2 separate regions of the Homo sapiens genome follow, and region 2 is linked to region 1. Evidence: chromatin contacts called from ENCODE Hi-C or POLR2A ChIA-PET data. All regions are on one chromosome and are shown on one strand. The core of a region is the stretch at or near the end of the contact, and the rest is flanking DNA. Distances in the headings are between cores, read along the strand shown.

What was found. A loop is a pair of places that touch in the nucleus more often than their neighbours do. ChIA-PET counts read pairs that join two places held with the same protein, here RNA polymerase II (POLR2A). Pooled maps may share reads with other maps.
Region 2: a loop to region 1 is called in a map of chondrocyte, with 2.3 times the contacts of the local background. The contact joins two enhancer-like sites. A Hi-C loop is called at or near these places in 13 of 168 maps with a recorded cell type or tissue (Caco-2, GM11168, IMR-90 and 8 more), 4 of 37 single-sample maps with no recorded cell type and 13 of 50 pooled maps. POLR2A ChIA-PET finds 5 or more read pairs at or near these places in 1 of 52 experiments (Panc1).

Annotation. Positions count from the first base shown.
Region 1 is chr5:78,903,983-78,910,328 of GRCh38, forward strand. All of the region lies in intron 4 of ARSB (arylsulfatase B), which reads right to left. Among named protein-coding and RNA genes, the nearest start is that of ARSB, 78 kb to the right of the region's middle. Within about 2 kb of position 4,754, at least 17 of the 41 ENCODE cell types and tissues checked have a DNase peak (open chromatin) inside an H3K27ac peak, as active enhancers do; they include IMR-90 and heart right ventricle, where a contact is called at or near this core.
Region 2 is chr5:78,525,794-78,532,082 of GRCh38, forward strand. The region is part of intron 3 of LHFPL2 (LHFPL tetraspan subfamily member 2); the gene reads right to left. Among named protein-coding and RNA genes, the nearest start is that of LHFPL2, 120 kb to the right of the region's middle. Within about 2 kb of position 1,403, at least 16 of the 41 ENCODE cell types and tissues checked have a DNase peak (open chromatin) inside an H3K27ac peak, as active enhancers do; they include IMR-90 and heart right ventricle, where a contact is called at or near this core.

The DNA.
Region 1 (6,346 bases), core at 3,504-6,003:
CCACCTCTTTGTAGACAAATTGTACACCCAGCCTTAACCCCTGGCAACCACTGATGCTTCTCTGTCGTTAAGGTTTTGCTTTTTCCAGAATGTCATATAAAAAAATCATAGTGTGTGTAATCTTTTCAGTCTGGCTTCCTGCATTCAGCATAATGCATTTGTGATTCATCCATGCTAATGTGTGTATCAACAGTTCATTACACTACTGAGTAGTAGTCCACTGCACAGAAGTACCACATCTGTTTATCTATTTGCTAGTTGAAGGACATTTGGGTTTTTCAGTTTTTAGTAATTATCAATAAAGATGCTATAAATATATGGGTATTGTTTTTTGTGTGAACATGCTTTCATTCAATTTCATTCAATCCCATGAATGAGACTGCTGCTTTCAAGGTATTTTTTTTTTTCATCTTTAGTTTTCAGCAGTTCCATTATGATGCTGGTGTAGTTTTCTTTGAGTTTATCCTGTTTGGATTTCACTGAGCTTCTTGAATTTGTACATGTATCTTGCACCAAATTTGTGAAGTTTTCACACATTATTCCTTTATATATTTTTTCTACACTAATATTTCTGCTCTCTTTCTGGACTCTAATGACATAAATGCTAGACCTTTTGATATTATTCCATAGGTCCCTGCAGCACTGTTTTTCTTCCTTTTTTCTGTGTTTCAGGCTGTATAATTTTCTTTCTTTTCTTTCTTTCTTTTTTTTTTTTTTTTTTTTGAGAGAGGGTCTCACTCTGTTGCCCAGGCTGGAATGCAGTGGCGCTATCTCAGCTCACTGCAACCTCTGCCCTCCTGGGTTCAAGCAATTCTCCTGCCTCAGCCTCCTGAGTAGCTGGGACGACAGGCGTGTGCCACCACACCTGACTAATTTTTGTATTTTTTGGTAGAGATGGGGTTTCATCATGTTGGCCAGGCTGGTCTTGAACTCCTAGCCTTAAGCAATCTGCCCACCTCAGCCTCCCAAAGTGCTGGGATTACAGGCACGAGCCACCACGACCAGCCCAGACTGTATAATTTCTATTGATCTATCTTGAAGTTCACCGACTCTTCTTTATCAGCTCCATTCTGCTATTGGACCCATAGAGTTAATTTTAAATTTCAGATATTGTGTTTTTCAGTTCTATAATTTTCATTTGTTTTGTTTGTTCATTTGTTTGGCTTTAGTTTCTATTTCACTGCTATTTTTCCATTCATTTCAAGAGTGTTCAACTTTGTCTCATGGAGAATGGTTACAATAGCTGCATTAAAGTTTTTGTCTGACAACACCAATATTTGGATGATCATCTCAAATGAGCTCATCACAGCTGAAATAATCTATTTTTAGTCTTTTCCCTTGAGTACTGCTCGTATTTTCCTGTTTTTTTTTTTTTGTATAATGAGTAATTTTGGACTGTCTATTAGACATTTTGAATACCATGTTCTGAGCCTCTAGGTCTAGTTAAAATCCTCTCGAGGGTGTTGATGTTTGTTTGGTTAAGCAGAGAATCAACCTAGTGAGACTCAGACCACAAGTTTTGTCTCACCTTCTGTGGACAGTGGCTCTAATGTCAGTTTAGTTTTTAAAGCCTTTGCTATGAGGTTTGGGTTTGCCCAGCGCATGTGCCACTCAGGGGTTAATCTAGGACCTGGGCAGTGGTTCACATGGCAGTTGAGTTTTCGAAGCCTCTGCTTTGCTCCTTTGGGCCTGTGTGGCATATATGCACTTGGAGGTGAGCCTGGGGCTTAGCTCATACACAGAATCAGGGGATCCTCTTCTCCAGTTCTTCTCTCCCTTTAGATCCTTCAGATCCACCCCCAACCTCCGCTCCAGGGGCCCCTTTATGTGGTTTCTCTGATCAGAAAAACAGGTTTCTGTTAGGTTGTAGTTCCCCATTCTGTCATGCACTTCTGCATAACTGAGGTTGCCTTTGGGAGCAAAGTAGCAAAAAAAAAAAAAAAAAAAAAAAAAAAGAGGAAAATAACAGAGATTATCTCACACTCCGGTCAGAAATGTGGGTCTTCTTTTGAGATTTTAGGTGCCTGCACCCCACCACAACACCAATGCAGATCTTCAACTGGGGCCTGTCTTGGGGTAGAGTTAAGAAAGAAAAGGGAAAGAAAAAGAAAAAACAGTCTGGACACTGTGGCTCACACCAGCCAGGCAACATAGTGTGATCCAATCGCTAACCAAACATAAAAAATTAAAAAAAAAAAAAATTAGCCAAGTGTAGTGGTGCATGACTGCAGTCCCAGCTATTTGGGAAGCTAAGGCAGGAGGATCACTTGAGCCCAGGAGGTAGAGGCTGCAGTGAGCTATGGTTACACCACTGTACTCCAGCCTGGGCAACAGCGTGAGACTCAATCTCAAAAAATTAAAAGAAAAGAAAAAACAAATAAAATAGGAATTCCCCATATTCTTGAGCAAGAGCCCACTTTCCTAGACCTCTGGTTAGAAGTAGGAGGTTTCTCTTGGAGATGTTGCTGCCAGTGCCTGCTGCATAGTTCCATAATTCCATTGGCTCTTAGGTCAAAGCCAAGAGATAGAGGAGAGAAAATAAACCTCCAAAACTCACCACACAAGGGATTCATGAAGCTTTGACTTTATTCCCCATTCTCCATTCACCTGATTTTGTTTTCTTCTCTGTCCCTATTCTTATCATCCCTGCTGTTATATTAGGTTGGTGCAAAAGTAATTGCAGTTTTCGAAAACCTCAATTACTTTAGCACCAACCTAAGTACTTTTAAGAAGCCTCAGATAGTTGCTTTCAGTATTATCCAGAGTTTTTAATCAATGAGAAAGATATTTGTTGACTTCCTCCATCCTGGTGAGCACGGGAAGGTGGTGCCCATGATTTTAATGAGAATGGGCTAAGGGAACTTGTGATACTTGTCTTGATTTTTTTTAAACCTTCATCTGAATTGATACAGGAGCATACTTCATGTCAGGTAAGAATAAAAAAGGAAACAATTATTTGACACACCTTAATTAAGCACCTGCTAGGTGCCCGCTACTCTGGGAAAAGGCAACAGGGGTTCAACACATGGTCCCTGCTTTCGAGGGAGGCAACATCCACAGAAAGCATAGCCTATGTGAAAAAATACAAGACTGTACACAACTAAGGGCAAAAAAGATACAGAGAAAGGAAACAAGGTAAAAACTGGGGAATTAGAGGTGACACGGAGGCCGTTCAAGCCCCCAGCTAGACCTTGATGGAGAAGACAAGGCACTTTCCATCAGAGGGCAAGGGGATGGGGCGGGGTGATTATTATTCCAAAGTTGGCTTTGTACCTTTTTATTACACAGTGAGTTTGTTTTCCCAAAAGGAAAGAAAGAGACTGTTTCTAAGGGCATTTGATCACTCCTGACCCTGTTCTTCCCTCGCCTTCTCTCAACGTGGTGGAAAAGTGTTTCCAGGACTTTGGTTCAGAGTGAGGACTGGAGGCCCAGCCACACTGGAGTGAGTCATGAGATCTTTCCTGGGGAGTCTTGAATTACCACATACAAAACTCTCAGTAACTGTCGGAACTCAGCTGGTTGCTGGTTTTGCTTGCATGCTTTAGCTGCGTTAAAGCACTCGGTAGTTTATTTTTCATATTTTATTTGGGTTAATTCCTAAAAATCACAAAGGCAGCGCCTTCATGCTAGGACAGTATCTATTATATTTTTTAAAATTTTGTTAAGTATTCAGGAAGGCTTTGCGTGGACTGCTCCTGTTAGAAGACAACCACAAAGCGGGGGAGGCCACGGGTAGAGCGGTTGCACAGATGGCAAGTGTAAGCAAATAGCGGCCAAGTCCATTGTGAAGTTTCACTTGCAGCTGTGTGGAAAATACCTATGCTGGTGACTCAATGTCTTTGGATTTCTAGCTTTAAATTACAGCAGAGAAGACTCATTTTCAAGTGCTGAGCATATAGGGAGACTGGCAAATGTGGGCCAGTTTTGAGCCCATCAGTTACCATACACTGCACTACAGAAGGATAATTAAAAGCAGGGGGAAGGGGGAAGTCTTGTGGTAATCAGGGCATCAAGCATGGTACCTGGACAGCTGGCATGGCAACCAACCTGACAGCAATACTGTGTCTATTTCCAATAATAGAAATTTAGCTCCCTTCCAGTGTAGCTGTATGCTGGGGTCTTGATTTTCTTTTCTGGAATGAGGTGTGCGCAGATGCAACGTTATTGCTCACCTGGCCCATCAGAGTCACGTATAAATGGTCAGGCCAGTGACTGTATCATACTTGTGCCTCTCACAGTTTTGTCTGGGAACTCTACCTTGTGTTGTAAAAGACCTTGTGTCCTCTGACCCCCCTCCCCCGACTTCCACTCTCCTCTTGGTCTGCCGCTGGGACTGTATTTTGTCGCTTATCTAACACAAAATAAACAGAACAATCTGGAGCTAATTTAAGTGGTTTACCATATCAGGATACAGCTGGGAAAGATTTTAAGAAAAGGCTCAACAGGAACAATAGCGCTGTGAAGTGGAGCAGCAGCGGAGAGCACAGGAAGGCAGTTTCAGGCAGCCTGGCAGACAGCTGTCAGCCACTCCAATAACAATTCCTGCAGCCAATGAAAACGGGCAGGCTCTGTGCGGGCAGCCTGGCCGGAACACCAACAATGAAAACAAGGGATTAGAGAGCATTCTCAGTTAATGGCTTGAGTGTCAGGGCCACCAGTCTCCCGGGAGCCAGTGCTCCCAACCAGCAAGGACTGGAGAGGAACTGCAGATGAAACAACACTTCATTTCTCTACAACACTGGCCAAGACTTTTTTTTTTTTTTTTGACATGCATGCATCCACGCTGGCTTTATCCTGACTTATGAATCCAGCAAGGCCCACAGAGGAACATCTGGTTTTGACATTAATTTCTTCTACTCTGCAGGATGGTTGGGTTTTTAACTCATTGGGGGCCTTTGGCTAGACCTTGAATTTCCTGGTGCAACTTGACAGAGGTGAGAGGGCTTGAGGGAGTTAAATAAAACTATGTGCTGCCCTTGAAAGGACTTGCAAATGCTTTATATATTAAACAAAGAAACTCCACTTGGATCAAGCTCTTGACAAAGATCCAACCAATTAGGTAAACGGTATAGTCTCGAAAGGCAGTGACATTTCATGCAAGGAATACTGAATTGGAAGCATGGAGACTTGGACTCTTGGTCTACTTCTGTCACTGCAAAAGGTTTCTGGGTCAAAGTTTCCTCACTTAGGACCATGTGCCCTTATCCTCTTCTTCATCATTTCATTTATGATATTAGCTTATGCTCACACATTTTTTTTTCCAGAGAGTACTTGACTTAGTAAAAATTTCCCTCTAACAACAGCAACTTTTGGGTTTATTATAAAGTAATTCCACATGTTTAAGAATAACTTTAAAAAATAATCTGTGTCTGTGTTCTTAAGTTGTAGGGAAAAGAGAGAGAGATCAGACCATTACTGTCTCTATGTAGAAAGGGAAAGACATAAGAAACTCCATTTTGATCTGTACCCTGAACAATTGCTTTGCCCTGAGATGCTGTTAATCTGTAACTTTGCCCCAACCTTGAGCTCACAGAAACATGTGTTGTATGGAATCAAGGTTTAAGGGATCTAGGGCTGTGTGGGATGTGCCTTGTTAACAAAATGTTTACAGGCAGTATGTTTGGTAAAAGTCATCGCCATTCTCCATTCTCGATAAACCAGGGGCACAATGCACTGCAGAAAGCCACAGGGACCTCTGCCCAGGAAAACTGGGTATTATCCAAGGTTTCTCCCCATGTGATAGTCTGAAATATGGCCTTGTGGGATGGGAAAGACCTGACCATCCCCCCAGCCCGAGACCCGTGAAGGGTCTGTGCTGAGGAGGATTAGCAAAAGAGGAAGGCCTCTTGCAGTTGAGATAGAGGAAGGCCACTGTCTCCTGCCTGCCCCTGGGAACTGAATGTCTCGGTATAAAACCCGATTGTACATTTGTTCAATTCTGAGATAGGAGAAAAGCCGCCCTGTGGCGGGAGGCGAGACATGTTGGCAGCAATGCTGCTCTGCTACTCTTTACTCCACTGAGATGTTTGGGTGGAGAGAAGCATAAATGTGGCCTACATGCACATCCAGGCATAGTACCTTCCCTTGAACTTATTTGTGACACAGATTCCTTTGCTCACATGTTTTCTTGCTGACCTTCTCCCCACTATCACCCTGTTCTCCTGCCGCATTCCTCTTGCTGAGATAGTGAAAATAGTAATCAATAAATACTGAGGAAACCCGGGGACCGGTGCCGGTGCAGGTCCTCTGTATGCTAAGCACCGGTCTCCTGGGCCCGCTGTTCTTTCTCTATACTTTGTCTCTGTGTCTTATTTCTTTTCTCAGTCTCTCGTCCCACCCGATGAGA
Region 2 (6,289 bases), core at 153-2,652, 380 kb before region 1:
CACAGTGAGAGCTGGTGAGTATCTAAATAGCTGAAAATGGCCACTGCAAGGTGCAGAGGACAGTTGTGATGGAGCTAAGAAGAAAAGTAATATGGCTCAACACCAAGGAAGTAGGAAAGTGTGAGCACGGTAGATAGAGCCTCCTCTCTGGTCAAGAGCTGCCTTCCAGCTTCTTCCTATCTGAGCCTGCTGAAGAAGGCAGCAGAGCCACCCCAGCCTCCCCAAGTCCAGTGCCAGGGGCTTCAAACCTGGGTCTCTCCCACTAGCTGTTCCCCGGCCCCTCAGTAGGAAACTGAACAAAGCCCCGCTCTCTGCCTCTTCTGCTGGCCTCTGTAGCCCTGGCCCCCGCCACCACTCTACAGAGCACTCCATTTTCTTGCCTCCCCACTCCTCCCCACACTCCAAGTTTGTGTGTCACATACAGGCTGGGTGTGGACGGACTCACTGGAACACAAATACTGTGAGTCAATCAGCACTCAAATCTCCTTGGGTTTAGAAATAGTCAGTGACTTTTTCCGGTAGCTGAAGTCTGAAATAAGCTGTTAAAAACAATCATCTTGACTTTCTATCTGACTCATAGCGAATGCAACATTAAATTGAAAACACCTCCTAATTAGCCACTCAGAAATACAACCAAGTCTTTGTGAGACAAAGCCTGGCAATATTTACTGAAATACTGTCTTTGCGGTCTTCTTCTGAACCCATGTTATACTTACATCCCAGTGATATGCAGTTATCTATTCTGTCATTCAAATGCACCAGATCGTTCCTTCCTCATCAAAGTAAATTAAATAACCCAGAATAGCAGTGGGCTTGTGCCTAGTGCTTAAGGCTGCACACTTTAACATTCAACAATGTGCCCCAACCATCTGTAATCTTCTGAGCCCAAGTTGGGTCCACACAAAAACCCAGTGGAGGCGAGTGATTTTTTACCATGATATGCTATTATTATGTTATTGTCAATTGAATGCACTTCAAAAACCAAATGAAGAAGACAAGACAGACCTCCATTCTTTCCTGAAGGCTACACAGCACCCTCCATGTGACCCCAACATCCAATCAAAGACATCACCATGGCGTCGCTTTCCCGGGGAATTTTCACAAGATAAAAACATCCATAGCCCAGCTTGGAAAAGAAAACTATTTGATGCCAATGTGGAAGGACCCAATAGGTAGTTGAGGTTAGAAATTTGAATAACAGGCAACAAATACAGAGTTGACTTAAAATACCCTAAACTATTCTGAGAAACTCCAGAAGGTTGAATGTTAAATTCGCTTTGTCAGAATTAATTTGGGAAATATTTGGTCCTGCTTGAAGGAGAACTCCAGTTCCCCGGCCAGCATTTTGTCAAGTCACCATTTCCATTGCTGGCTCATGTCAGTGAGCAGTGTGAGTGACTAAGTGTTCCTCTCCTGCCTCAGCTGGGAAGATTAACATGGGGCCAAACGCCTTGGAGACAGGAAAACAAACGAACCCAGTTACTATGTTTTTAACTCAGTTCTGTCTGGAAATCAGGAAGCAAGACTCTGAAGATCAAGCTTCGGGAAAGCTCTTAATGCTGATGAGGAGTTTTTTTTTTTTTTTTTTTTTTTCCAAAAGTTCAAATGAGAAGTCACTGAGAGCCTAGAAGTAAAGAAGGCTAATAAATGACAACCGCACTTGCAGATTGCCCCCTGGGTGGTACAGTCAACAGCCACTGCTCAGAATGACTTTTAACTCAAAAGGATCAGAAATTTGGACCAGCCTCCCATCTCGTTATTTCACCAGACCCTTTTGTGTTCACGAACTTTGTATATAAAGTCCTCTGACTGGAAACAGATCTAGAAGGCCAGTTTCACTGCACTTCTAATGAAGTCAAGGGACGAAGGATTTCAGATTTTACTTCACAAAGAAAAAAAAAAGATTGTGAAATTTTCAACTTGTAATATTACAACAGTTTCTAGTCCCAGCAAAAGACAGACTAAACAACATCATTCAGCTGGGAAAATTAGCTACCCATCTTGGTCCCCACCCTACCCCAAGCTTTATTTATTCAGATACATGGCATTTACTGAACTGCCTGGATAAGAACATGAAGTCAGCAACACCTCTCGTTCTGAATCCTGAGGAGTGTAAGCGATTAAGAGTAACATCCAATGGTCATTGATCTCTACTGTTTATTTCTCGTTTCTCAGTTCTGATAACCCTCCTTGATTTTCTGAACCTGGAGCTGCCAGCTATTTTCCATCTCTGAACCACCACTATCTGTCTAAAATTGGATCTCTCTTTGGCTTAACTGTGCTCCCAGTAACATAAAACAATACTGAAATGCTTAAACCAATGCATTTCTTGTGGGCACTTAGTCACAGAACTGTACCTGCTATGGGCTTCCAAGTTCTATTGTTCTAACTCAACTCTGCTGACACACTCTCCATTTTATGCTCTAAGACTCCTTTATCGCAGGGGTCCCCAACCCCCAGGCCACAAACCAGTACCGGTCTGTGGCCTGTTAGGAACTGGGCTGCACAGCAGGAGGTGAGTGGTGGCAAGCCAGAATTACCACCTGAGCTCTGCCTCTTGTCATATCAACAGTGGCATTAGATTCTCATAGGAGCACAAACCCTATTGTGAACTGTGTGTGCAAAGGATCTAGGTTGCATGCTCCTTATGAGAATCTAATACCTGATGATCTGAGATAGTTTCATCCTGAAACCATCCCACCCCATCATACATAGAAAAATTGTCTTCCACGAAACAGGTCCCTGGTGCCAAAAAGGTTGGGGACCGTTGCTCTATTGTATTCATGTTAACTCATTACCATGTTTGTACACTGGTTATAGAATGTGTTTCTGCAGCAATAACTAACAATGATGGTGCCATTTAGAGGCCCTACCAAAGCAGCAGGCACAGTTATGTATGTGTACCCACTAAATGCACCACCCCTTAACTCCCTCACAGCTGTCAGGTAGGTGCTATTATGTTTCACAAATAGGAAACTGAGGCAATGGCCATTTAAGTGTATCAATAAATATAGAGCATTCCCTTCAACACCCAAGACAGTCACAAGCATCCACATTCAAAAGATGTTAATAAATACCAACAACCAAGATACGTCTATTTTAACCAGCCTAATGCTAACAGATAAAAACAGCTTGTTTTTTGAAAGCCAAATGTTAATTGGCAGAGCCCTGTCAAAGGCAAGTATTTTCATACTTTAAAACTTTTCCCAGGTATGGTAGCTCATGCCTGTAATCCCACCACTTTGAGAGGCTGAGACGGGAGGACTGCTTGAGGCCAGGCGTTCAACAGCCTGGGCAACATAACAAGACCACGTCTCTGAAAAAAAAAAAAAGAAAAATTTAATTAGCCAGACATGGTGGCATGCGCCTGTAGTCCCAGCTACACAGGAGGCTGAGGTGGGAGGATCACTTGAGCCCAGGGGTTCAAGGCTGCAGTGAGCGATGATTGTGCCACTACACTCCAGCCTGAGCAACAGAGTGAGGACCTATTTCTAAATAAATAATAAGAATTAAAAGTTTGCGCAGACCAACACCTGGAATCCTGTAGCAACTGCCTTCATAAGAACTGAAAAGGACTCTTACTGATGACCTCGCTTTACTGTCACAGTATTCCTGTGAAAGGTTGAAAAGCAGAGAGAAAGTATAACACTTTTCCCTGAAGCATGAAGCCACACATTGCCCCTGGAAAGCATTTTGCAGCCTAGCAGTAACAGGGGGTTGGTGCAGGATGGAGCCAGGCCACGCAGCAAGGCTGGCATGTAGCATACGGGAAGCGGAGCTTGCAGTGAGCCGAGATTGCGCCACTGCAGTCCGCAGTCCGGCCTGGGCGACAGAGCGAGACTCCGTCTCAAAAAAAAAAAAGAAAATGCTCACAGCTTTAAGAACAGAAAGCATTACATGACGAGACAGATGAAAGAATTTGTGAAACAAATCACTGAATTTTTGCAATATTAGAGAGTCTCAAGGAAGGAAATCATCTGACAGACTGAATCATAAATTTGTGCAATGCAAGAATTTATAAAAGCATCAGGGTGTGAATCATACCCACAAAATGTTTTTTAATATCTTTGCAAAAATCAGGCTCATGAATGTACCAACTCTTCCAACAGCACTTGTCTTTTTATTTCAGGTATTAACTGATTTACAACTTATTTTAAAAATTACAATAAAATCTACCTGCAAGACCAAATTTGTGGAAACTGGAAGAAGGGAGAGAAAATAAACTAGTTCCCAGAACAGAAGATTGGGCAAATGCCATTTTGCCCATGCCAAGTTAAGCCATAAGATCCATCAGGCACATTATTTTTAGTAAATTACTCAAGGACATTCCAATTCATAGCTAAACATCATCAGTAAAATTTTTTCAAAATTGCAAATAATTTTTTTAAATTTTTAATTTTTTAATTTAAAAAATGAGTTTCTCTGAAATACCAAGTGACTGTTAAAAATAATGAAAAAATTCTAACCCATGTCTCTAATAATCAAATTATACCATTAGTATTTAAAAACAGAAAATTAACCATTTTTGGTTTCACATATACATGTGGCTTTAGTCTACTGTTTCTCTAATACTTCTTGTAGAAGCATAACCACTAAGAAGGTTCACATGAAATCAGGCTGAACCATAAACAGTCATCCCAAGAGATTTGTCTACACACGGAACAGGGTGCTGGGGAGTGAGTTCTCCCTAGATATGATGTATTTATTCATTTATTCCCTTCCTCAAAGCGTCCATCATGGAGTGAGGTCATTTGCCCTGAGTTCTACAGCAACTGATAAGGCCTTGTGAGTCAGTGGTTCTTCCCAGAAGTTCCATGCTCCATGGCTGCTGACTCTGTACCTATTGGGTCAGGCCTTATTAATCACTTTTATAACATGGAACCCAAACTGATCATAAGACTCTGACCACACAGACTCATCCTTGGTCACCAACAACACCTGTACCTGCCAGAGAATTCCATATGCAAATATGAAGATATGACTGCCCATTTATTCTAGAAGGATTAGGATTGTTTCTTATCAGGTATTGGGTGGCAGAAAGAATGCCCCATAGCCCCTGCCTTGACAACGGTGTCCCTTCAACTACAAGTTTACTCATTTCATCACCAGCAATGCAAGGATTTGAGTAAGCAGAGGGTAACATTTCTTTGGCAGAGACTGCTAGGTTCCTACCCAATACCCATTCTCCCCTTCTTCATTAACAGAACCTATGGCCAGGCCTGGCATAGAGTAGGACTCAGCAGAGGCACAAAATTTAAGGGGGTGCAAAATGGTTTAATCATGATAAATAATATTTTATTATACAATATTCTTAAAATCAAAATTTAAAAATTCACAATGAGCCGGGCATGGTGGCTCACGCCTATAATCCCAGCACTTTGGGAGGCTGAGGCAGGCGGATCACCTGAGGTCGGGAGTTCGAGACCAGCCTGATCAACATGGAGAAACCCCGTCTCTACTTAAAATACAAAATTAGCCGGGCATGGTGGTGCATGCCAGTAATCCCAGCTACTGGGGAGGCTGAGGCAGGAGAATCGCTTGAATCCACGAGGCAGAGGTTGTGGTGAGCACAGATCGTGCCACTGCACTCACTCCAGGCTGGGCAACAAGAGCAAAACTCCATCTCAAAAAAAAAAAAAAAAAAAATTCACAATGAACAAAACATCAATTTTTAAAATAAAGATAGCATCAGCATTCCTTTCTTTTTGCCTCAGGTTCCACTATGGCACTGCTATACTGAAATAAAACATTCTTTACCTTGACGATTGAGTTTCTTGGTGCCCCCTTAAATTATGCACCAAAGGTGAATGTCTTACTCACCCCACCTCAGTCCTGGCCCTGAATAAAACCCTACTTGATGGGGTAGCAATGGGCCCGGCTCAAAAGCCTACATTTCTCAACCTCCTCTGCAGATACAGTGGCCAATGAGATGGGGATGGACTTCTGTGAAAGCTCTTAAAAGGGATCTGACTCAGCTTCTTTCTTGAGACAGGGTCTCGATCTGTCTCTCAAGCTGGAGCACAAGTGGTATGATCTCGGCTCACTGCAACCTCTGCCTCCTGGGCTCAAGCGATCCTCCTACCTCAGCCTCCTGTGTAGCTGGGAGTACAAGCAGCACCACCATGCCCGGCTAATTTTTTTTTTTTTTTGAGACAGAGTCTCACTCTGTCACCCAGGCTGGAGTACAGTGGCACAATCTTGGCTCACTGCAACCTCCACCTCTCAGGTTCAAGTGATTCTCCTGCCTCAGCCTCCTGAGTAACTGGAATTACAGGCACGTGCCACCACA